Linked DNA regions of Homo sapiens: regions 2, 3, 4 and 5 are each linked to region 1. The links are chromatin loops, found by intact Hi-C in ENCODE. Cell type or tissue: ascending aorta. All regions are shown on one strand.

The links. Hi-C counts contacts between places; a loop is a spot of excess contacts. Peaks named below come from ENCODE experiments on the same cell type or tissue, not always from the same donor. Only the 100,000 strongest peaks of a DNase experiment are listed, where the experiment ranks them.
Region 2: a loop joins it to region 1, with 7 times the contacts of the local background. A loop is called at or near these places in 10 of 110 quality-filtered maps.
Region 3: a loop joins it to region 1, with 14 times the contacts of the local background. A loop is called at or near these places in 76 of 110 quality-filtered maps.
Region 4: it touches region 1 in a loop (13-fold over the local background); 72 of 110 quality-filtered maps call a loop at or near these places.
Region 5: a loop joins it to region 1, with 5 times the contacts of the local background. A loop is called at or near these places in 41 of 110 quality-filtered maps.

The regions. Positions count from the first base shown.
Region 1 is chr1:176,557,240-176,562,239 of GRCh38, reverse strand. It overlaps PAPPA2 (pappalysin 2), which reads right to left. Exons shown (of 23, transcript NM_020318.3): 2 at 4,999-5,000. Among named protein-coding and RNA genes, the nearest start is that of PAPPA2, 97 kb to the right of the region's middle. RefSeq lists a silencer at 2,141-2,190 and an enhancer at 4,193-5,000. In ascending aorta, a CTCF peak has its summit at 2,258 (motif pointing left); DNase peaks (open chromatin) are centred at 1,270, 1,746 and 2,169; H3K4me3 peaks cover 388 bases; H3K27ac peaks cover 2,110 bases.
Region 2 is chr1:176,653,540-176,658,539 of GRCh38, reverse strand. All of the region lies in intron 3 of PAPPA2 (pappalysin 2), which reads right to left. Among named protein-coding and RNA genes, the nearest start is that of PAPPA2, 190 kb to the right of the region's middle. In ascending aorta, a CTCF peak has its summit at 2,204; a DNase peak (open chromatin) is centred at 2,069; H3K27ac peaks cover 2,390 bases.
Region 3 is chr1:176,841,907-176,846,906 of GRCh38, reverse strand. It overlaps PAPPA2 (pappalysin 2), which reads right to left. Exons shown (of 23, transcript NM_020318.3): 23 at 1,306-4,527. The coding sequence ends at 4,453. Among named protein-coding and RNA genes, the nearest start is that of MIR488, 190 kb to the left of the region's middle. In ascending aorta, a CTCF peak has its summit at 2,991; a DNase peak (open chromatin) is centred at 3,356.
Region 4 is chr1:176,878,793-176,883,792 of GRCh38, reverse strand. It overlaps ASTN1 (astrotactin 1), which reads left to right. Exons shown (of 23, transcript NM_004319.3): 20 at 799-934. Among named protein-coding and RNA genes, the nearest start is that of MIR488, 150 kb to the left of the region's middle. RefSeq lists a cis regulatory region at 3,731-3,748 and an enhancer at 3,668-3,812. In ascending aorta, a CTCF peak has its summit at 2,596 (motif pointing right); a DNase peak (open chromatin) is centred at 2,632.
Region 5 is chr1:176,373,073-176,378,072 of GRCh38, reverse strand. No RefSeq gene overlaps it. Among named protein-coding and RNA genes, the nearest start is that of PAPPA2, 88 kb to the left of the region's middle. RefSeq lists a silencer at 2,877-2,976. In ascending aorta, a CTCF peak has its summit at 2,905 (motif pointing left); a DNase peak (open chromatin) is centred at 2,902.

The DNA of each region.
Region 1 (5,000 bases):
GATGTCAAAAACAACAACAACAACAACAACACTTACCAATATAGGCCTTAAACAATAGGTTTTATACATAATGTCAGCAGACCCTGGCCATCAAGAAATCGTGAAGGGTCTTGATATGGTTTGACTCTGTCCCCACCCAAATCTCATCTCGAGTCGTAGCTCCCATAATTCCCACATGTTGCAGGAGGGACCTGGTGGGAGGTAATTGAATCATGGGGGTGGGTTTTTCTGTGCTGTTCGTGTGATAGTGAATAAGTCTCAGGAGATCTCATGGTTTTATAAATGGGAGTTCCGCTGCGCACGCTGTCTTGCCTGCCACCATGTGAGACATGACTTTCCTCCTCATTCACCTTCAGCCATTGTTGTGAGGCCTCCCCAGCCATGTGGAACTGTGAGTCCATTAAAGCTCTTTCCTTTATAAATTACCCAGTCTCAGGTATGTCTTTATCAGCAGCTTGAGAACAGACTAATACAGCTCTGAACGTTGTGTGAACTATGTGAACATGTTCATTTTTCTAGGGAGTGGACATAGCTTTCATCAGATTTTCAAAAGGTTTTATGGCCTCCAGAAAACTTTAGCACTGTTGTCCAATTTATTCAAAATAGTACTGCTCAGGCTAAAAAGAATGGATTTTTTTAAATAAAATAAATGAGCCCTTTGGGGCCTCTGATTCTACTGCATTTACAACACATTAGACTGTGTTGTAAAAAAAGTCTGTTTACCATCATTCTCATTTTACAATCTAGCAAACTGAATTCCTAAGAAATTAAAGTGAATATTCCACCTAAGGAAAAATGATAGGTTAGTGGGTTAGAACCAAAGACAAGCAGGTTAACGTGCTGCTCCCAGTAATGATTGCCTCCCACTGTTAGCTCCTGCCAGGCCATGAGTAAACACAGTGGCCAAGCCCTATGGTGGGCACTTTACATACATGACTTGTTCAAGCATCATAACGACTCTGCAAGACTTTGTCTTATTTTTCATTTTTTGGAGCTTTTTTCATTTTTATTTAAATGGAATGATATTTTGTATACATATATTTTTCTCCTTTTTCCATTTGAGGAAATGAAGGCATAGAAAAGCTCAATGGATCGCTGAAGACCACAGCCCTGATAAGCGTCAGAGATGGAATCTGTTGCCAGGTTGGCCTGCCTCCCAAGTTCTACACAAGCATATACTCTAATGCTCGGATCCTCAGAGGAGGAAAACTTGTCTTCATGTCAGGGACAGTTTCTTAGACATCTTTGTGCTCCCCACAGGGCCTTGCCGTGCTTTGCATGGAAGGCACTCAATAAATATTTGTCGGATGAAGAAACCTGGGCTCAGGCTCCAATTCTGCCATGGACTTAGTGACTCAGTCTCCTGCAACTTGGAGCTGCAGGTGGTTACTCAGCTGGGCAACTTCAGGGAACATTTGAAATCAATTATGGGTGAGGAGGAACCTATTAAAATCTTCTCTTTTGTGTATGTTGGGGTTAAAAGAGAGGAAAGGAAGTTGAGAAGGCGGGAAAGGAACAGGATGGTTTCAAGGTTGGGTGCTGGAGCTTAAAAGTTACACACGTGGATGGGACAGAATTTGGCTTACGTCCAGTTCTCAGTTCCAATGGCCCAACCAAATGGGCTCCTGACCTCAGTCTACTCCTAGGTGGCCACATGGCCCTGAGCTGCCAGGCCCCTGACTAGCTACTCTTACAGAGGACTCTACAGTGGAGCAGTTGTACACAGTCCTCTCCTACACCTTGGTTGTTCTGTCTCCGCTATGGGAAATAGGCCACTTCAGAAGATCTACCTTGCAGGGACCCAGGTACCACGTCTCGCCTTCTGAGGGCCAGAGAGACGTTCAGCACCCAAAGCCTGTGAGCTCCGTGTTGTCCTCAACTCTAAATAAATGTATTCTGGCAATTCATTCTGGAATTCAACTTTCTATTTTGGAAGAATGTGGGAGTTTGGAGTGGGGGAGGGAGAGGGGAAACTTTAGTTGATTTTCTTTTCTTTACTAGTTGCTAAAGTGCAAGTTAGTCACAACCCCAAAAATGTCACTTTTGCCCTTTCACATAAGCCCCGCAAAAAACACTTGCATAAAGCTGACCCCAAGGGATGCCAACGAACAACATTCTGGGAGAGGACAATTAAATACACACAGCCCAGAGCCAGGGCAGGACAGTCCTCCAAGAAATCAGAGACATTCCCCACTACGTGGCTGCCTACTCTCCTGTGAATGAAGCAACACTGCCACCTAGTGTTCCGTGTAGAAAGTATCCTCTAAGACCCCCGCATCTGGGGCTGGGGAGGGGAATGTTCCTCTGTAAATTGCTATGGCTGCATTGCTTGAAGTCTCTGTTGAATAAAAAATGCCCTAAATTGGGTAGATTAAGGATTGGGAAACTGGGTTTAAGTTGAGTAGGTAGAAGCTACGCTTTGAGAGCTGTTGAAAAAAGTGTAGGGGCCAAGTCTTGCAGCACCTCGGATCATTCCAAGTGGAACAGCAGAATTGCTGAATTGTATGTGGCTCCCAGGGACATGATTCTATTGTCATTCTGCATAGGTGAAGGCCAGCCATCGTAGGAATAGACAATGACCAGCTCAGGGGCGAGTGCTGTATGGTAAGAGAAGGAAGATGGACTGGTCTGTCCACAGGCATGAGTAGATTAGGGTAAATGCCTTTGGCAACATTATGGTTCTCAGGCATGGAGAGCACAGGTGAAGTGTAAGCAGCTAAGCACAGTGAGTACACAAGGATGCCCAAGCCCTCAGCAGCCCTGTTGCTAGAATCCCAAAGAATGAAACCATGTTCCCAACCTCCATCTTTCCCAGACCTTTACCCTACATCTTTACTGAATATTTTCTGATGTACAGAAATCTAAAGAAAAATATAGAGTGGTAAGTGGAGATGAGATAGCCCTGGGCATTCCCTGCCCTCAACCTTTCTGGTGTAGACCTAAGAGGGGAAATACTGGTACACCACAAGGGACACTTTGATTTGAAGAGAAGGAAAATTCAGAAGCTAGACAGTCTGCAAAAGATTTTCTGCCCAATTTTACATGCTTACGGTTAAAAGAGTTCAGACGGGCACTTTAGAGAAGGATCTGAGTGTGTGCTGTGGCAGTGTTGGCAGGGGTTGGAGGCGGTGGACAGGTGGGCAAGGTAGAAAGACGTCCTGGGGTGGGGATGGGGGAGGTGCCACAAGAAATGCTGTAACTGGAATCAAATCATGACACTGCTTTCCTCTGTGCAGAGCATCAGACAGGACACAGGAGGGACAGGACAGGGGTCAAGTTTCCCCAGGTTTGGCCTCTAGTAACCCAAAGCAGCAGCCCCTTAGAGCCACCCACATAGACTCCTATTGGATCTTTCTCTCATTTTTTTTCAGCCAGGGAATTGATCCCCGGTCTTTATGTTGCTACTGCAAGAGGAGGGGTAAGCAGAGTCGTGGGTCTTAGTCTAGACTGCAAGCACACAGTTTCCCTGGCAGATGGGTACTAGGAAGCAAGATTAAGCAGCAAGAAGATGTCATCTGGGAGAAATTGTGGAGCTGCCAACTCTGATCAGATAATCATCTCATTATTTCTTCCATTTGGCCCCAGAATAAGGATTTCCTTCTACTCTTTCTCTTCCCCCACCTAACTTATAGCCCAACCCTTATTTCTCCCCTTTCCCCACTCCCTCTCCCACCCAAAAATAAAATACAGCAAAACCACAAGACTTGAGAATGCTCAGTGTCTGGGAATCCCAGCTTCCGAAGGAGAAATCACAGCCAAAGAGGGGGAGACAGAGTGTCCGGAAGGGATGTTCCAGCAACACCCCCTTGAAAGAGGCTCCCTCCTTGCCGACTTCTTTCCCTAGTCTGAAACTTTGCAGGCATCCAGTAACCTGAGAATATTTTCTTAATTCGGAAAATCTTCAAGCGATTCAAGTGTCCTGGAGTTCTATTCCCAGCCTGCCTGGCATGCCTTTTATTGCCTCAGTTTCCCCATCAATATAATGGGACTGGAAAACATGAAAGAGCACTGTGGATAATTCAAATTAAGCAGATTATATGGTTCTACTGTGCACCTTGCTTTGTGTTAGGTTCTGTCATGGGGAATTCAAAAGGATAAGGTACTAAATGATGAAATATCATGTCTAATCCATGACCCCTTGCTTCATTCCAACTTTCCCAGTAAGGCAACAGGGAACAGTTACTCTTAACCTCATTTTTCTTTGCCCTTCTGGGTGACTTTCCATGAAAAGCAAGATCTGTGTGTAGTGCAAACAAATGTGGGTCATGTTCCCAGACCAGTGCTCCTGATCAAAATCATGGAGTTATAAAAAGTTTCATTTTTTAGGTCCTTCTTACAACAACAGCAGGCCTAGAAGTCAGGATCTTGGCTTGTAAGTGCTCACTTTTTCCAGTGGACCCTACTGTTCCTAAGCTGGACACATGATTGTTGTGACAAAGTGGAGGGACCTCCAGGACCTGGACCAAAGGGCACCTTTCTGCCAAGATCCAGGGCACTCAGAGAAAAGGAAACCAGGCAGGACCTGACGGCTGTGTACCTAGCAGCCTTGTTTCCTCACCACCTGGACCAGCCCAGGCATGACTCATTGCTCAGGTCCTTGGATTCTCATCTGTCTTCAAGGTTGCCTGGGTATCTCATATTGGTCTACCGGAAATGGAGTGTGACACCCCTTCTCTTTTGGCAAAGAACCAAGGAGCTCTATCCCTTTAAAGACAGGTAAGAGAGCTAAAGTCTCCTAAGTGCAAGCACAATGTATACAAGGACATGAGATCAATACAAGGTACAGAGGCTGATATGGCTAGAGTCATTATCTCCTTTTTGATGGTGTCTGGAATCCTGCCGTGCTGATTAATAAAGGCCCTTCCCCCTCTCCCTGGCTAGCCCTTTCTGGCTTTCCTGTTGGGTCCCCTTCCCATCCTCGCTCCCTATGTCTAACCCGTCAGAAATAAAGCCAGCCATACCCTCAGGATTTCAGAAAGCCCAGGAGAAGGGTGTTACCT
Region 2 (5,000 bases), 96 kb before region 1:
CCCTATATCTGAATCCCTATGTCATTAAGTCTAATCTAAATACACAACCTAACAATAATATTTAGGCCTGCTTTGGCAATATTTGCGAACAATAAAGATCTTACTTCTAGATATTTAAAAATATATTTATATGAGTTTCAATTCTGCATCAACCACAATAGTATAATATAAAAAATATATAGTATCTGGAACAGATTGTTTATTTCTGATATTCTGTAATGTATTCTTATTTTTCTGCCTCTAATATCACATCCACTCTAGTCCAACCTGTACAACATCAAAACTAGTGTTCCTCTGTTTACTCTTGATACCCTTTATTACACAATAAAGAACTTAGATTTCCTTTCAGTTTCCTTCCTCCAGGTGTGGCCAGCACCACTGTGGCATTAATTGAATTAGTGGATTTCACATGTATATACATATGTACCTACATATATAATAGAGAGCATTCCTTATTTCATTAGCTGGACAAAGATCCCAGAAGGCAAGTATCATTCCTTTCTCAGCATGATAGAAACTTAGCACATCATCTTACATATTATCAAGTGCTTATTCAATAGTAGTTGATTATATTAATGCTGGAGATGGACTCTAAATGGAAAACAAGGCAGATAATCCCTCATTGTTTCCCTCTCCTAGGTTCACTGATATTATCCTGCTGTAGAATCCCCTATTAGGATGTTAGCCATGCAATGCCTTATTTACCCCCATAGCTTTAGCTATCATATATATGTTAATATTTTCTAAATTTACATGATACTCAGATCTACATAACCACACAGATAACTGCATAATAAGTATCTCTAATTTGATTATCACACAGGCCTAAAATTCCCACCCAAACTTGTTATTCTTTCTGTTTCACACTGCCTGAGCTGTCCAATTACTCAATTTAAAAACTGAGAAATTATTTTGGACTCTTCCTCTTCCTGACTACACCACATTCAATTAATTGTCAATTTCTGTTGGTTCTATTTATAAATATCTCTTAAATCCAACCACACCCTTCTAGTAAGCTTCTCTGTTCCGTGTTTTGCACTCCTTGAATACAAACTCCACGCTTTCTCAAGACTAACCTTTCAAAAATGGCAGATCTAATCATGTTCCTTCTCTGCTTTAAGGAACTCTAAATGTCTTACTATGGTTTACAAGACCTTTCAGGATCTGGCTGCTAGTAACCTCTCTAGCATCAATCTTTCTACTTCCTTCTAACTCTCGTGAATGTTTCCCTCTCTCTTATCCGGGCCACTGGGCTTTTGGACCAATAGCATCTGCCTTCCCTTCCATGCCTATCTCCAGGATAACTTCTTTTCATCTGACAGATTTTGGTATAGATGTCAATTCTGGGAAGGCTTTCCTAATACCCTAAATCCTGGTCTGGTGCTTTTGTCCACAACTTTTGTGACACCTTTTACTTTCACTGCCAGAGTGCCTGGCAGAGTGCTGCTTCTTGAGGACTCCCCAATTAAGCCACAGACTGTGGGAGTAGGAATGCTGTCTGGGCTTGTTCAGTATTGTGCCTTGAGTGTTCAGCACAGGGTCTGAGATTTAGTAGTTGCCCAGTAATTCCTCTCTGAATTAATGAGTATGTCCCCCTCACCTCTAAAGTCAAAGTGTAAAGAATTTTCAATGACCAATGTTCTTATAAGACCAGTTTACTTTCTCTATTTCAAAAAAAAACAGAAAGTCTAGAGTTCAGTTTAGTGCATGTATGCTGTCAAAAATAACTGACTTCTGGTGTGTGTGTGTGTGTGTGAAAGAGAGAGAGAGAGAGGGAGATTACAGAAAGAATGCTTTGCTTGAAAACAGGATTTGAAGAAAATCTTTAAAATGTTCTAAAGCAATTGAGGAAAGAGGTTTAAGAGAAGAGAGAAGAAGCACAAAAGAATGACTAAAATACTGGATGACTTCACAAGTTTTTACCATTAGCTGAGACACATCATGTCCGCTCCAGTTACCAACAATAACTACTCTTCCCGGGAAAAGCTTCCTATTTTTAAACCTGGTGTAATGCCTGTGGAATTACATTGCCCATTCCTACCCAGGCCCCGAGAGCTTATCATCATAGAGTGTTTTTGCCAAGAATCTGCTCTGCCCTTAGTCACCATACAAAGAGTTGTCAAAGACAGAGTGAGGAGAGAGGTTGGGCTTTGGGTGTAGTTTTGTTTTTTGCTGCCTACCAGTGGCAGCAGGTCCTATAAACTGCTCTTTGGAGTTTGGCTGTTTCAGATATAACTAGACTCTGTAGTTTAAGGGGATTCTACAGCAGAGCAATATCAGCAAACCTAGGAGAGGGAAGCAATGAAGTATTATCTGCCTTGTTTTCCATTTAGAGTTCATCTCCAGCATTAATATAGTCAGCTACTATTGAATAAGCACTTGACAATATGCAAGATGATATGTTAAGTTGCTGGGACCTGTGCTCAGGGAACCAGCAAAGAGAGAGAAAGTTCAATATTGAAAATATATTCAGAAATCTATTTCTGAAAAAAAAATATTCTGAAAATCTGCAGACAATATTAATTTTGCTTTATTTTAAAAATTAAATGTTTACTTTTGATTTATATATCACGGGACAGTGATGGAAGGGATGTTTTCTGAGGTTCTCAAAACCATTAATCTGGCCCAGGAAAAGGTATATAGAGTCAAAAGAGAAAAGAGGATAAACTCTAAGGAACAGAAATTTTTACTTTTTATTTCTTTATTTGTATAATTTATGGGGACCGGTGTAATTTTGTTACATGGATATATTGTGTGCTGGTGATGTCAGAGCTTTTAATGTGCCTATCGCCCAAATAATATACACTGTACCCATTAAGTAATTTCTTATCATCCACCCGCTTTCTACTCTTCCACTTTTCCAAGTCTCCATTGTCTATCATTTCACACTCTGTGTCCATGTGTACACATTATTTTTATCTGACTTATAAGTGAGAAGATGCCATTCTGACTGGTGTAAGATGGCATCTTATTGTGGATTTAATGTGCATTTTGCTCATGATAAGAAATATTGAGCATTTTTTAATCCGCTTGTTGGCCATTTATATATCTTCTGAAAAATGCCTATTTATTTCCTTTGCCCATTTTAATGTGATTATTTGGGGTTTCTTTTATTTTTGAGTTGTTTGAATTTCTTATAGAGTCTGGATGTTAGTTCCCTGTCAGATGAATAGTTAACAAATATTTTCTCTCATTCTGCAGGTTGTCTGTTCGATATCACAATGGATGCAGAAAAAGCATTTGAAAAAAGTCAACATCACTTCATGATAAAAACCATGAGCAAACTAGGCATAGACGGAACACATCTCAAAATAAAAAAGTCATATATGACAAAACCACAGCCAACATTATACTGAATGCAGAAAAGTTGAAAGCATTCCTTTCAACAAGTGGAACAAGACAAGGTTGCCCACTTTCACCATTCCTGTTCAAACATAGTACTGGAAGACCTAACCAGAGCAATCAGACAAGAAAAATAAAAAACAGGCATCTAAATTAGAAAAGAAGAGGTCAAATTATCTCTGCTTACTAATGACATGATCTTATGTCTAGAAAACCCTGAAGATTTCACCATAAACTCTCAGATTTGATGAATGAATTTAGTAAAGCTTTAGGATACAAAATTATCATACCCAAATCAGTAGTGTTTCTATACATCAATAATGATCAAACTGAAAAACAAATTAAGAAGGCAATCCCAATGACAATAGCTATGAAAATAAAAGCCTAGAAATACACTTAGCCACATAAGTGAAAGGTCTGTACACAGAAGACTATGAAATACTGATGTATAAAATTGTAGATGATGCAAACAAATGGAAAAACATCCCATGCTCATGGAATGGAAGAAGTAATGTCATTCAAACAATCATACTTCCCAAGCAATCTATAGAGTCAGTGCAATCTCTATCAAAATGCAACATTTTTTCAAAGAATTAGAAAAAAATCCTAAAATTCATATGGAAAAAACAGCTTGAACAGCCAAAGCAGTCCTAAGAAAAAAAAAATAGCTGGAGGCACCACATTACCTGACTTAAAATTATACTACAAGGCTATGGTAACCAAAATATATAAATATATATACTTATATTATATATATGTATTATATCTGATATAAATACAGACTCATATATCAATGGGACAGAATAGAAAACTCAAAATAAAACCTTATATCTATAGCCAACTGATCTTTGACAAAACCAACAAGAACATACACCGGGGACATGATAATCTTTTAAATAAATGTTGCTTAGAAAGTTGGATTGCCATATGCAGAAGAATGAAATTGGACCCCTATCTATCATCATATACAAAAATCAACTCAGGATGGATTAACGACTTCAATGTAAGATTTGAAACTATAAGAATACTACAAGAAAACCTAGGGAAAACTCTTCTGGATGTTGATCTAGGCAATGATTATGAATGACTATGATCTCAAAAGCACAGGTAACAACAACAAAAATAGACAAATATGAGACTTAATTAAACTAAAAAGCTTCTGCACAGTAAAAGAAATAATCGGCAGAGTGAACAGGAATAGTAAATTTTTAAAAAAATAGGCAGAAGAAAAAAACTGCCAAAGAGGTCTGAGAAACAGTAATGAAGAGGTACGAAGAAATCCAGCAGAATTGGCATCTCCAAAGCCAAGGGAGAAGATCATTCTAAATGTTCCTGGCAATTCAAGTAAGAAAAGAACAGAAAATTATCCATCAGAAGTAGAAAGAAGCAGAAGGTTGATAACTTTGACAAATGCAATTCCAAAAGAGCAATAGAGACAGAATCAGATTGCAGTGAGTAGGAGACGGAGTGGGGTATAAGGAAGAAAAGGTATTGGGCATAAACCAGAATCTCAGCCACAAAGGAAGATTATAAGGAGGAAAGGGAAAGATCAGTCAGCATGCAGAGAAAAACTGAAAGCTTTTATAATAAAAGACTTAATCATTACTAAATTTGTTGAAAAGGAAGAACCCAATAAAGAGAATGAAAATGAAGAATAA
Region 3 (5,000 bases), 280 kb before region 1:
TTACATTTGAGGACAGAGATCTTGGATTCCCACCCCAACCTGCACTTAGATATGTGAACTTAAATTTTCCTATAACCTCACAGACACTCAGTTTCTTCATCTGTAAAATGAAAAGAAACAAAACAAAACTGTCCTTGCTCTGCCTAACCTGTGGGTAGCCATAAATCATATGAAAGCACTTTGTAAACCATAAAGAAAATGCTTTTTTTCTCTCTCAAATGTTTATTTCTAACCACAAACCTGTCTCCCAAGTCCAAGCTCACATTTCCAACTGTCCATTCCACAGTTCTTTCCAAATGGCTCATAGGTGTGCTGAGATATCTGCCCAGCCCTTCCAGTAGCCAGGTGGTGACTGGTGTGGCCAGAAAACTCTGCAAACCGGCCCCAACTGCAGAAGCCTCCTCTAGGGTTCTGAACACTGCTTTAGATGGCATTTCCTATCTGGCCCTCAACCCAAGTTTATTGAAAGAGCAAATGAATACTCTTTCTTTAAAAGCCTGCTCCTGCCAGCTTCCCTCTTCTGTTAGGGCTGATAAGCTTTCAGATTGTGTATTTAATGCAGAGGCATCATCCCTTGACATTTCTTTTCACCTCTCTCCATCCTATTAATCACCATTTTTCTTTTCCTTCTAACATCTTGGTGTCCCACAGAACCAGGTTAACTCCCTTCATATGACCTTGAAGAACTTTCTTTACCAGACTGTGGCTTAGCGTTCTTATTTGTGAAGTGAGAATATGCTATTTGCAGATCTGTTGTAAGAATTAAGTAAGATTCTGTATTTACCAAATGTATGGTACATGCTAGCTTAGTTCTATCTTCCAGCTAAGCTGGATGCCTCACTGATGTTCCATAATGCACAGCCTATCCCATTCCTACTTCCACAGCTTCAACTATGTTGTTTACCTTGCCTGGACTCTCCTCTCCCAACCCCCATTTCTGCCTGTCAGATCATATGCATCCTTCCCAACCATTTTCCAAATGCTGCCTACCTTTGGCATCCAGGAATAAACCCTACTTCCTCTGAACTGTAAGTAATTCTTACACTTTATTTAAAAACTCATGAGATATTTGACATTCCTACCTCACATTCTACTTTCATATATGCCATGTCTTCTTATGAACTTTCATATTCATCTTCCTTACACATCCTATTTACTTAACAAATGGTTTTTAAGTGGCTAAAAGAAATGACCAATCAATCAAATAAATAATGACTGTTGCCTGGACCTGGCACAAGACAATGGAAAGTGATTAGAAAGTGATGAAATGATTTAAACAAAGAGTCAAACACCAAAGACACTTCATATTTTGTGTGCTGATTTTTTAATGAACAACTTATAATCTTACAAAATAACTGGCTGTAGCTGTTTTACATTACAATACAGTAGATCAGCTCCTTTCACTACATTCCCAATCAAGCCATCCCCTTGGGTGTTAACTAATGCACTCAATAGTGATCACAAAGAATACAGGAAGTGCCAAGTTCAATGCCTTGTAATAGAAAAAAGAGAAGATGAGAATCAGGAAGAGCTCTTTACTTTCACAATCCCTTTACTTTAATTTCTGTCAGTATCTGCCCATTCTCCTCACCCTGTCCCCTTACCTGCCTTTCTGATTGGAGGCTGTCATGCTAGTTGTTAGAGCCAGCTAGCCCTGGGCCACCTGGGCACAATCAAACACACAGAAGAGTCTCTGAGAAAGGCTCTCAATGACCACATGGGTGGATAAGAGTAGCAGAATGTGGACCACCACATGGATTGAGTGTGAGTTGATGTTGCTGGGATCTGTGACCACAGTGTCTTAGTCCTTCCACTTTATCAGTGACCTGAGTTGCTCAAAACATCAGGTCCCAGGAACAAAGACTGGAAGAACCTGCTGTCTCTGAATAGCTATAGCTGACTATGGCTGGGAAGCCTTATAGCCTAAGAGGCTCTTCACACACAACAGGAACTTTCCTTTTGCTTTCCCAGAGCAGTGGTGAATTGCAGATAATAAAATATTTTAAAATGAAATTTAAAACAGAAATGTTCTTACTGTTGCTCTTGTGGAGAGACTGCATGAAGACACACACTGGCATGAACCACAGGCTCCATGTTCCTGAGCTGAGTAATGCCCAGGATAACAATTCCTCTGCCTCAATCTCAGACAAAGTAGGATTCTCCAAGGCAGAACTTAGAATGTGTCTAGCAATTTGGACATTTTCCCCAATAAAACAAGTTTATAAAATTTTGAAAATAGAGTGTCTAAACTTTTCCATTGTCCTTTGCATATTGAAGCCTATCAGAATCCCAAGAATAAATATGTTTGTCTTCTTGGGGGCACTAAGCATGACCCAAGACAATGAATGGTATCTGAACTACATTTTCTTTACACTAGAGATTAGTAGACAAAAGGTTTTTTTTGAATGGGTGAACTCTGCTCTTTCCTTTTCCCAATAACTTTGCAACCCTCATTCCACAAACCCACAGATTAATGTGGGTACATCACCTTATTCGTGTTTTATTCTCTTTCAGGATATTGTTCTTCCCTACGTGATAGTGTGGATAATATTTCTATCATTGTGGTAGTATTTCCTATTCCTATTTGCACAGCCATTGCTCTAGTGTTGATGGGAAGAGTAGAAAAACTGTGGTCAAAGCAAAAGAGCAGAAGATGAGAAGAGACCACAGCTGAGCTCTAAATTTTGTCTGTTCTTGGTTTCCATTGGAGAAGAAACTTTAAAGGAGACAAGCCTCACTCACAGCCTTCCTAAAATGAGTAAAACTAGAATGTTAAACAGAAACTGGCTCCTTACTCACTTTCCCTAGGGTCTAATCCAGAAACCGTTACAAGAAAATGTAACTGCAGTAGATCACATCCCAGTGAGCCTGGGATGTAAATAGAGAGAGGCTTAATATGGTCATTTCATGTGCATTCCATCTATTGGATAAGAAAGGGTAAAAACAACAAAATGGACATTAAATAGTTGAAATTCTTCTGTCTCCCCACAGAGTGTCACCCTTGCTCCATGCATTTCCATGGCTTGCTCAAGTCAAAATCTCTGGCTCACAGATTTTGTACATGATACTTGAAGAGAATTTATCTCAGATTCTTCATTGCTCAAGGGACCCACTTTGGTCTTCTTTGGAGACTTGGAACAAGGACCGAGTCTCCCTGATCACTTCCATTCTCATGCCCGGGCCTGGATTTAACCCTGACAGCTCTTGCCTGTTCTTTCATCTCCTCCCACCTTTCCCCTATATCATTTCCATAAAATTTTTCCTCCAGAAAAATCAACACTTGGTCATGTGACTGGCCAGACTTGGAGACTTCTAACAAGAAGTAGGACTACAGGCCAAGTATGAGGAGTGTGTGAGTTCCTGTAATCCTGGTGATCAGAGAATGGGCCATAGTACAAACTTGTTGACTGGCTGACAGCCACACTTGGAACAGGCATGTGTGGAAGTGCAGAAAATCCTAGGTCTCACCGACTCCAGTTGGGAGTTCTGAGAAGTTGACAAAAGTTAGTATATTCTTTGTGGACAGATATTCAAGAACCATAGTCTAGTTCTCCTGGACCCATCACCAATGGTATTCACACTCAACTTCCTATGCCTCTTAGTACCACCATTCCAACTCCCCATCTCCTTGGTCATAAAATGGGCCCAGCTCCCAGGTCATAAAAAAAAAGATGATTAGCTTTACATGCTAGCATCCAGAATTCCATCTAATTACTCTCTCTCCTTCTGTACTTCCCATTCAACCTGCCAATCCGCATCCATAGAAAGATGGGAAAATAAGTTGCCTTTCTGTCCTCAAAGTCTCAACATTCATCTTGAATGTGAACTTCACAGCAGCATGTGTGGAACAATGAATAATTTTTAGCTTAGTAAACAGCAAAAAATATAATATATATAATATATTTATATAATTATGTTTAAATACTTATAAAGAATTAATAACTAACTTCATTATTTAAGGGAAACTACACAAAAAGAAAAAGAGCCAGTTGAGAGCAGACAAGCTCTGAAAGATGGCAATCCATTCAAAATGGGTATTAACAGTATCCCTGCCAACTTCTCCTCTAGTATTTTGGTATTGGTTTACAAGTTGGGTGGGACTGAGTAGTTGGCAGGGGGTGGAGCGGAGAGCAGGGCAAGAGTTGAGGATAGGATTTAATAGAATATAAGTGAGGGAGGAGGGTCCTTATATATCTATCATATTTCCCCTTCCATGTTAATCAACTGCCACTTTAAAGAAACTTTTGCCTATGATTCTCTCCTACTTGGGCTACTTGATGAACTAGTTCACACCTATCAATATCCTCTTGCATTTCTTATAAGATCCTTCATGCTCTTCCTCCTTCTTCCATTTCATGATTGTTCTTCTTCATTCACCCTTTGTTTCCTCCTGGGTCGGCCTCTCTTTCTTACTGCCTCTGAGGCAGTGGAGGGAGGGGCTTGTTCCCACAGTTACTGATTTTCTTCTGCCTTGGGGTCCCGGCAGGTGCACTCATCCAGGTCACAGTCAGCAGCAAATGGAATGACCTAGGGGAATGAAAGGGAAGTAGAAATAGCTCATTTCTGTGATAGCTTCACACTTTTAAACGAGCTTTCACTTTCCTCACTTGGTCCCAGAGGAACTGTAGAATTATGTGCCAATATCACAAACTGGAAATTAACACGCAGTTTTCCCACTCACACATCATGTCACCATGTAGCCTTAGGCAAGGTAATTGTTCCTTGCTTCACTTTCCTCATATATAAACTAGGGAGGACAACAGAAACTACCCCAGAGGGTGTTTGTGTGATTTAAATAATGAGTATAAAGTTCTTATATATTGCCAAGCATCTATAACTACTATTCTATCAGTTCTAATATTACCACTCATATCTAAAAATACTGCTCTTACTGTTACTGTCACTTTCCCTGTAAAGTAGGAAAGATGAATGGTAGCATTAGCATTTTCTCTTTACAGGGAAGGGCAAGAGATGTGGGGTGACTTAATTCAAGGTAATGA
Region 4 (5,000 bases), 320 kb before region 1:
TTTCACTACCTGCACACAGTGAAAGGTCAACATTCATAATCCCAAAAACTTATGCATGGGATGTGGTCACCAGCAGGATGATGGCACCAACAATCTAATTCAAAATAAACAGCTACTGGTGAGCCTGCCACTGAGGGTTAGAGACATACGCAGCTGCTGCTTCAGGCATAGAGAGCTGCCTACCGCTTCTTCCAAGGCCCTTTGCCTGATGCGCACAGGTATTGCTGAGGTACGGCAGGGACCACTGACCAGAATGCTATCTCTGTCCATGCCAAGAAAATTTTATAAAGGAGCGCCCAGGCCAGGCGTTGTGCCTCACGCCTGTATTCCCAGCACTTTGGGAGGCCGAGCTGGGCGGATCACGAGGTCAGGATTTCGAGACCATCCTGACCAACATGGTGAAACCCCGGCATGTGCCTGTAATCTCAGCTACTTGGGAGGCTGAGGCAGGGGAATTGCTTGAACCCAGGAGGCGGAGGTTGCAGTGAGACAAGATCGCGCCACTGCACTCTAGCCTGGGTGACAGAGCTAGACTCTGTCTCAAAAAAAAAAAAAAAAAAAGAAGCTCTCAGGTGTGATGTGTATCCCTTGCCCTAGTTGTGTCTGAACTAACTCTAGACAGCTCTGAGTGGTTAAATATGAAATAGAAAAGGCCATTCCTTCTAAGTCTCCTTCTCTACTCTAGAGATTGAGGACCAAATCATTGTCATGTTAAGTTCTCATTGAGTTGACTCCATCTCCTCATTGCTTGGCCGTCATTGTTTCTCATGCTTTTTCCATTCCTTCTCCTCTGGGCAGAAACAGTGCTGAGCTTTGTGGACGACATCATCTCTGGAGCAAAGTCTCCTTGTGCAATGCCATCTCAGGTGCCGGACAAGCAGCTCACCACCATCTCTCTGATCATACGATGCCTGGAACCTGACACCATTTACATGTGAGTAACACACACCTACCTAGTGACTTCTTACCCTGACAGTCCCAAGGCTTCTTACCGGTTTCTTCTTGCTACTTGAGTTCCTTTAGAGACTCAGCAAAACATGTTGAGTCTCTGAAGTCTTATCCCAGGTGGCATTATAGAGAATGTTCTCGAGTACTTAGACACTGGAATGGGGGGATCTAGAAAGATAATACGGTCCTGTCCCTTGAGGAGTTTGCAACATAGAGGGGAAAGATATAAAAAACTAACTTTAACTTAAGGCAGAATTAAATAAATGTAGATAGAAAAGCAAAAAATGAAAAAAAAAATTGTAAAAGAGAAGAAAGAAGTGATTAATTCTAACTAGAGTGGATGTCATCTAAACTGTGTTGTGTAGAATTTCAACCAACAGTCATGTTGGAAAAGGTATACTAGGCTCAGGAAGCTGCAAAGGCAAAGGTGAAGAAGCATGAAGGTGAGTAGCAAGTAGTCTAGTAGGGCAGAGGCAGACGGTGAGTAAAAGGGAAAGGAAGAAAGTGAGACTGGAAAGATAGAATGCTATAAGTCCAAGGAGTCATTTTTGAGGAAAGGCATAGAATACCAAGAACTCTGCTTTAGAAAGCTAGCTAGCTCCAATGGCATTGAAGTAATTTAGAAATGTTAGAAATGGGCAGCACTTTTCTTCAAAGAAATGCAGCGAACTATATCATGGCCATTGGAATGACCCTATTCTTTCTGCGAACTCTTCCCCATTTCTCCCTGTGCTCTGGAAACAATTGTAAAATGTTTGTGACGCAGAGATGTAAAAGATGCCAGAAAAGGAGAGATAATGATAGAATCTAAATCATGATGGAAAAATTTGGGTGCTAAGGCAGAATTCATAGTGATGTCGTTGTAGGACTTCGTGACCCCATCAGTATGAAAAACATTTAACAGTTTGCAGAGGAGATCACGAGAATAGAGTCAAGGTTTCCAGAATAAATCATGTCTATTTCCACAGTTAAAGAGTTCAGAGATGAAAAGCACTAGAAATTTGAGTGGCATTGATTGCAAGATGAACTTCAGTGCTCAGGCTGAATGTCTTCAATATAGGAAAAAGGGATGTTGCTATGGGCTATGCATGATGAAAGTAAAGTACATAAACACAAGTGACATTCTAGAGGATTTCGACAGTATATATAGACACAGATGAGAATACTAAGACCATGTTGGTCCACTTTTTGGGTGATTCCACCAATGCCATGATTCTCGTTGGCTCTTTTGATAGGGGGCAGTTGTGGCCCTTTATTGGAGGGGAGCAGGTGAAAGGAACAAGGATTTGGGAGTGCAGACCACCTAACCTGCTGTAAGGCATCTCAAACTCAGTGAAACTTGAACTATCATTTATAGTAAAGGCTCAGTAGTCCTTCAGTTGTGACTAAATCACACTGTTACTTAGGAATTCCAAAGTTCCAATGTACAAGAAGTGGTATTAGGAGTGCAGCCATTACCCACACTGCGACCCTCCTCATGTTGGCCTGATTGGCTGCGTTTCTGATCAGAGACCGAGGCCAATACCGTCTCTCACTCCAGCTGTCTTTGCTGATCTCCCATTATGTCCCTCCTACATCTTATAAAATGCGAACTGTGAATGCTGTTTATTGAGAAGTTGGAGCCAATGCAGGGGGCTAAGGAAGAAACAGCAAATCTCCACCAGGTGGCGCTGCAGATCACAAGAAGAGGGCCGTGTGGGAGGCCAGGAGTGACATTCCTCTCCCGGAAGGATCCAGGAGAGCTGCGCTTCAGCCCTTGGGATAGGGACAGAGCCCTAGATTAAGAGTTAAGAATACATGGGCTGCAAGCCTGGTTTTTTGTTCCTAACCACTAAATGGCTGTAAGCAAGACACTGAAACTTTCTCCAACTAAGTTTTCTTTCTATAAACTGGGAGGAGGGCGGCCTTCATTAATGGAGTGCTGACTCTGAGAATCCCCTCTGACTCTGTGAGATTAGGGGTATTGTTTCCATTTTTTAATTGAGGAAACAGGTGCAAGAAAACGGAGTAACCGCCCCAGAATCACACAGCTAGTTGCTTCGGGTATGCAAGCCTTGCATCTTAACTCCCTGCTGCTCTAGGTTACTGTGAGAATCTCAGAGCATGACCTCATTACCTCATATTAAAGCAGAGCGCTGGCTCTGCACCTGGGATCCACAGAGGTGGAACAGCATTTCTGCTTAGCTGGCTTCCTTTGTCACTTTTTATATTTTATTTAATGCTTTTTAAAACATTATTCTGAGAAGGATCCATGGCCCAAAAACAGCGAAGAACTCCTACTTGAAAGAGACCTTAAAGTATGTCTGGTCCAGCATTCTTCATTTTACAGATGAAGAAACTGAGGCCAGGGTAGGGAGGTGACTCACAGGCCTTTCAACCTACTGCCCCATCATCACAATGCATGCTCACAGGAGAGCTGCTCTCTTTCCGGACGTGTGACAGCAGACAGATAATTCAGAAAAAAGGGAGGCAGATCAGAGGGATGGGCAGAAACCACCATGACTGGAGAAGGAAAGTGGGAAAGTATCAGACAAGAGAGCCAGTCCTTAGCAGGGGGCTTACGAGTCCTCCACTCACATCAAGTTTCAGGCCTTTAAGACCCACCTTTGGAAGCAGAGCTGTTCTGTGTCGGTGCGCACTCACACAGGCCTCCGTTGGGGTCATCACCAAGTCTCTAGCTGTGGGCTGAACAATCCCAGCCAGGCAGCAGTGGAAGAAGCCCAGGAGTTTTGGACAAAGCAGTAAATATACTAACACATGAGCCTTCCCACTGGGAGCAGGGCTTATCTCTTCTGCCCAGTAATCCCATCTAACCCTCTGAGGGTGCTGAGTGTTCAGTGGTAGAAACGATAACGCTAACGGTAAGCCGAGGCCTTTCTGAGATGACCGCACATGGCATTTCCACATGAAATGTGTAAAGTGCTCCCCCGGCCATGATGATGAAATAAACTGACTGCTCTTTCAGTGGGCCCTCCAAAACTGAGGGATTTGGGACTACTGAGGAATGGCCCTTAGGTCAAGCCTGGACCCTCCTCAGAAGGTTAAGTGAAGTATCTCCTTTTCTAATACCTGCTTCATGTTAAAAATAAAATACACTACTAAAAGTGGAAAGAGCTGGAGAACTTAAATTTTGCACTGATTGCCCCATTGGGGTAATGTGAGAATTAATGTGAGGACAGGTATTTTCATCCTAGGTCAGCATCCAATACAGTTTAGCTGGAACTTACAGCAAGGCAGGCCACAGGGCAGAGCTTGGGCCAGCTTGGGGGCGGGGGGAGAGGTGGGGATTGACTGAGAGAGAAGGGGTCCATCTGACAACGAAGTAGGATGTTTCTCATTATAGTCCAAGGACACTTAGAAATTAAGGGTCCAGGGTTAAGGAATGGTGGGCTACAAAAGGTGGCTGGAATGCAGCCATAGACGGTCTAGGGCAGGTGACATTTTAACATATTGCAGGCAGCATCATGTGGCCCAGAGCTGCACATAGCCAGACTGCAGCCCTGACCTGAGTTCCAACACCATGCTCAGGGCTCTGGTAGTCAGGCAGGAACAGGCAGAGCAGGGCCAGAATGACAGGGGATGGGGCACTGGGCAGGCAGGACCTCAGCAATGGAAACCAGAACAGGGGCCTAGACTTACGGACTCAGACACACAGTCAGGGGTGCAGGCCCTGTAGGAAGAGGGAGAGCGAACTGCGAGGACCAGAGGACCGGGTCAGGCCCATGCCCCAGCCCTGTGACCATGCTGGCCTGAGAGCATCAGCCTGGGAGAGAACAGGACTTCCTATCTCCTGACACTGATGAGAACTGATAGCCAGAACTGGGCTTAGGGCACAGTCTGCAACAAGGATAAAGCCACTCCACCTCTGGGCAGAGGACGGACTTCCTACGCACAAGAGCCCTGGTGTCAGGACCTCTGTGGGAGAAGGGGGCTCACTCGGGCCCCTAGAGGGCAGTGCTACCGAGGTTTGTATGACATTGTTAATCCTGGGGCTTTCTCACTTGCTACTTTATGGAGGAAACACGGGTATGAGGGGGAACTTCGCCTTGTGG
Region 5 (5,000 bases), 180 kb after region 1:
TCAGGGACTGTCTGAAAATGATGTCAATGCAAAAGAAGAAAGAGCCTAGAGACACTGTCCGGAGTATTTGAGATCCTGAATATATCTGTGTTTGAAACCAAAAATACCTTCTGGACCTTCTAATTATGTGAATCAGTAAATTATCTCTTTTCTTCAAATTGGTTTAAGCTAAGAGTTCTGTCACTTGAAATGAAAAGGATCCTGACAATAGACCATCTTCCAATGCACACCCATGGCACTCATTTCTACCATCACACTCAATATAACTGCTGATTTGTTTACCTGCGCAGCTCTAGACCGGAGAGCTAGAGAGAATAGCAACTAAGTCATACTTTTATCTTTAATGCCACAATGCCCAACTCAGAGCCTAGAATAGTAGTGTCCTGTGAATGTTTTTGAATAAATGTTGGGGAACTAAACACCTCTGTTACACATGCTCATTTCTGCCCTTCAGGCATCCTTTTCTCCCTCTCACCTTCACCCCTAGCCTAGCCTCATTCACAGGGTAACAGAGGGAAAAAGGGAAAGTGTAGAAGTTGAAAGAATTGAATTGCAGCCCTGGTTCGCTTTTTTAGATGTGTAACCTTGGATGATTCTCTTATCTCTCTTTGGCCTCAGTTTATTCATCTGTAAAGTGAACAATATCTGAAGATCCCATAAGGGAAAACCTTTCTTGACTCTAATACCTGCTAAGTCTTTAATTAAAAACTAAAGCATTGGCCGGGCGTGGTGGCTCACACATAATCCCAGCACTTTGGGAGGCTGAGGTGGGTGGATCACCTGAGTTCGGTAGTTAGAGACCAGCCTGACCAACATGGAGAAACCCCATCTCTGCTAAAACCACAAAATTAGCCGGGCGTGGTGGTGCATGCCTGTAATCCCAGCTACTTGGGAGACTGAGGCAGGAGAAATGCTTGAACCCGGGAGGCGGAGGTTGTGGTGAGCTGAGATCGCACCTTTGTACTCCAGCCTGGGCAACAAGAGTGAAACTCCATCTCAAAAAAAAAAAAAAAAAACTAAAGCATTAACTATTAAGGACTGAGCTTTGAGTTTCACTGGAATTCCTGCATTTTAATAAATGAAGACTGAGAAACCTTAAAGGATTAAAGAGGTGAAGCTACAAAGGTGGAATGACAGACTCCACCTCTCATTCTAGAGATACATATTTGAGAGGTGTGCCAAACTCAGTGGCCCCACACTTCACATAATCCTTGGGATTCACTATTGAAACCACCACTGGAGAGATATAGGCCAGGACTAACTGCAAAAGATGAAACCTGATATCAAGTCTATTCAGCATGTGCACTTACACCCACTCCATTTCAAATTGTCAGTATGAAACCATAAATCAGAACTTGCCCCAAATCCACCGATTGGATAAATAGTTGATTCCATGACATTGACACTGTGGTCCCAAGCCACAAAGGAAAGCATCTGTCACAAGAAAAAGATGGTAAGACCCAATGAAGGAAGCAGGATAAACTATGTCTCTCAACTCTTAACAAACAGGAATAAGACCTAGACATACTGTCCACTTGGGAGATTGCCTTGGGCCTCCAGCCTCTTATTACTTACTTCTTTTTTTCCTCAGGGTATAAACTTAAGTGTCATTATTTTAGTCCAAATTCTCCTCAAGCATAACACTATGGAAGAATTTCAAGAGAGGAACCATTGAAAATGATGAGTGTAATAAATCTGGTGTCCTCGGCTCCACCTTCCAGACTGAGTCCAGACTTACCTTCCAAACTGAGTCCTGCACCAAGAAAGTGATGTTTGGAGTCTGCTTTTGTTCCAACCAAACCCAGAGGTCATGCCTAGAGGAGGAAAAGTAAGTGGAGGCCAAGAGAATCATCTCAATTGTTCAGGCCCTGGATTGCTCCTGCCATCCTCCTAGGGCTCCTGAAAGGGTGGCTATTGAAGAGGAGAGGAGGGCATAGGGAGCAAGGGAGATTCTTTTCAAATTTTCCAAACCTGATTATTATGCACTTTTCACACTTTCCCTATGAACAGACAACAAATGACATGACCAGGAGAGTCCGAGGGATAGTCATAAAGTACATGTCATATACAGGACTGCTCATGAGAAAATAATATATTAAAACTCCGGGGAGAAACTACCGGTCCCCCTCAAAAAACTCCACCACCCAAGCACACTAGATGCCATTCTATCCACTGTTAAGCTCTAACTTCATGGTTTAAGAACCTTAATTTCTGTTATAACTATGCATATACTCCTAGGCTTAACATTTAAGCCAGTATCAGCTACTTCAACCACAAGGTAAATTAATTTCTATCCGTTGCTAACATAACTTTGATGAGTGAGGGAAGCCAAGAAGGAAAGAGAAAAGGGAAGAAAAGAAAGGGGAAAAGAAGGGAAAGGAGAAAGAGAGCAATAGGAAATGAACCTGTGCACAAAAATAAGAATAAAGGCTGAGATTATTGCCTTCATAACGTTGCAAAAAGTATTTGTCCTATTAAGGCAAAATCAAAATTTTAAAATATGACCCTTTGAGAATATCTACCGAAGAGTACCTACAAATCAACTAAGAATCATCCCTGGAGAGAACCCTACACTCCTGCGTTAGAATCACAAGAATTACTCCTTTTATCTCCAAACATCTCCAGAATTATCTAATTTCTGAACTGTTCCTCTTTTCTTCCTCCACCAGGCATAATCTGGGATTATTTCAGAGAGAATTAAGCATCTCCCTAACAAATCTTGCCTCTCTGACACAAGCTGTGGGAGGCTCCAGGTCATTGCTCCGAGATTTGCAGCGTTTGGGCTACTACAATTCAGTTCTCCATTCTGCAACTTCTAAAGAAACAACCTGAAAAAAGAAAAGCTAGCAGAATCCTTCAACTGTAGGAAGAACTGCCAACTTTCTCTTGGGGTAAGGGCACCCTCTGGCGGTGAGTGTCTGTATGTGGCCTAACAGCACCATCTCTGAGATACGCAGTTCCTTAAGTGAGCCAAACGTGAGCCAACTGTAATCCTTCCAGATAGAAACTATTCCAGGATTTCTCTAGGTAGCAAAATGATCTACTGAACTCAAAATTATAACATTTGGGTTTACAATCTTGCACTATTACTAGTGTGTGATGTTTGCCTAATCACCTCTCTTAGCCTCACTTCTATTAAATTTAGGAATACAATGCCAACATTAGGATCAAATGAAAATACCTACTATTCAGTAAAGTACTATATACGTTAAAACAAGACATACTATTATGGATTATCAAATAGATACAGATCTCAGATTCAAATACAAAGTTCTTAATACTATATTCTTATCCTGCTAGCCTTGTCATGTTACCCTTACAAATCCTGTTTTGCTTTGTTTTGTTTGAGACCAGGTCTCACTCTGTCTCCCAGGCTGGAGTGCAACAGCATAAACATGGCTCACTGCAGCCTCAACTTTCTGAGGTCAAGCAGTCCTTCTTCCTCAGCCTCCCGAGGAGCTGGGACCACGGGCACGTATCACCACATCTGGCTATACAAATATTTTATAATGATAGTTTTCTTCTGGATGCCTGCCTTTGACCTTCACCTAGTTCCTTGTCATTCTATGTCCATGTCACTGCTGCAGCCTGATGTTTCTGCCTCCAGTTTCTCCTCCAAACTGCCTTGCCAACTGCTCTATTAACCTTCATGTCTGTGTTCACCAAGCCACTCCCCAGCTTTGGACCTAATGACAACTTCGCATGACCTGGAGAAGGAATTTAAAAGAACAAAAGATAGCCTGAACAAGCAGACCTTCAACAGCATAGCCAGAGTCCACCTGGCAGTCCTCCACATCTTCCATCCTGGGATCCTTAAGGTGATTGATTTTGTGCCTTTTCCTTCTTTTCTGCCGATTATCAGGTAATCCCTGATAAGGGATACAGGGCTTTTATTATCTGGCCCCTACGTACCTCTCCTACCTCATCCTGCTCTGCTGTTTTATATAGACACTACATTCCACCCAAACCAATCTCCTAATACTTCTGTTTATCATGCCTACATGTCTTTGTACATGAGTTTCCTTTGCCTAAAGCAAATTTACCACACTCTGTTTAATCCTTACTCACTCTTAAACACTCAACACCAGCTTGAACATCTCCTGGAGGCCTCCATTCCCTCTTTCCCACCTCCAAGTTTAGGTTGGGCATATCTTCCCTAACCTATCATATCACTTATCATAGAACCCTATCATAGCACTTATCACATTTTCTATTCTAATTGTCTTTTACTTGTCTCTCTTCCCCGATCGCCTAGCATAATACTTGGCATTCAATAAATAGACACTCAAGATAATTTGATGAATAAATAATGACTTCTATGTTATCAAACTTAAAGGCCACCTTTTTGTTCTGCTCTTACTTGATGTCTCAACAGCACTGGTTAAGTACTCCACTTTGTGTCTTTAGCGTTTATGACACCATATCCTCTTGCTTTTCTCCCAGCTCTGTCTCCTCTGCTGGAATTCTACATGTTGGAGTGTCCAGGGCTCTGGCTTGAGCCTGCATTTTCCTCTGGGTTCGTGTTCTCCCTAGGTGACTTTTTTTTTTGATATCATAGATTTAAATGCCACAAATATATGTTGATGACCACTAACTTTTGTGTCATACTTTTCTCAAAAACCCTAGATTCATATATTAGATAGCTTTGATAGATTCTTATTACATATAGCTGTGGTCTAAATGTTGGTGTCTCCCTAAAATTCATATGTTGGAATTGAATACCCAATGTGATAGTATTAAGAGATAGAGCATTTTAAGACATGATTAAATCAGGGAGCTCTGTCCTCATGAATGGTATTGGTGTCCTTATTAAAGAGGCTGAGTTTTAGCCAAAGGAATTAGGCAGGAAAAAAAAAATAAAGGGCATCCAAATTGGAAAGGAGAAAGTCAAATTGTCCTTGTTTGGAGATGACATGATCTTACATACAGAAAACCTTAAATATGTCACCAAAAAAACTCTTAGAATTGATAAATGAATTCAATAAAGTTGTAAGATACAA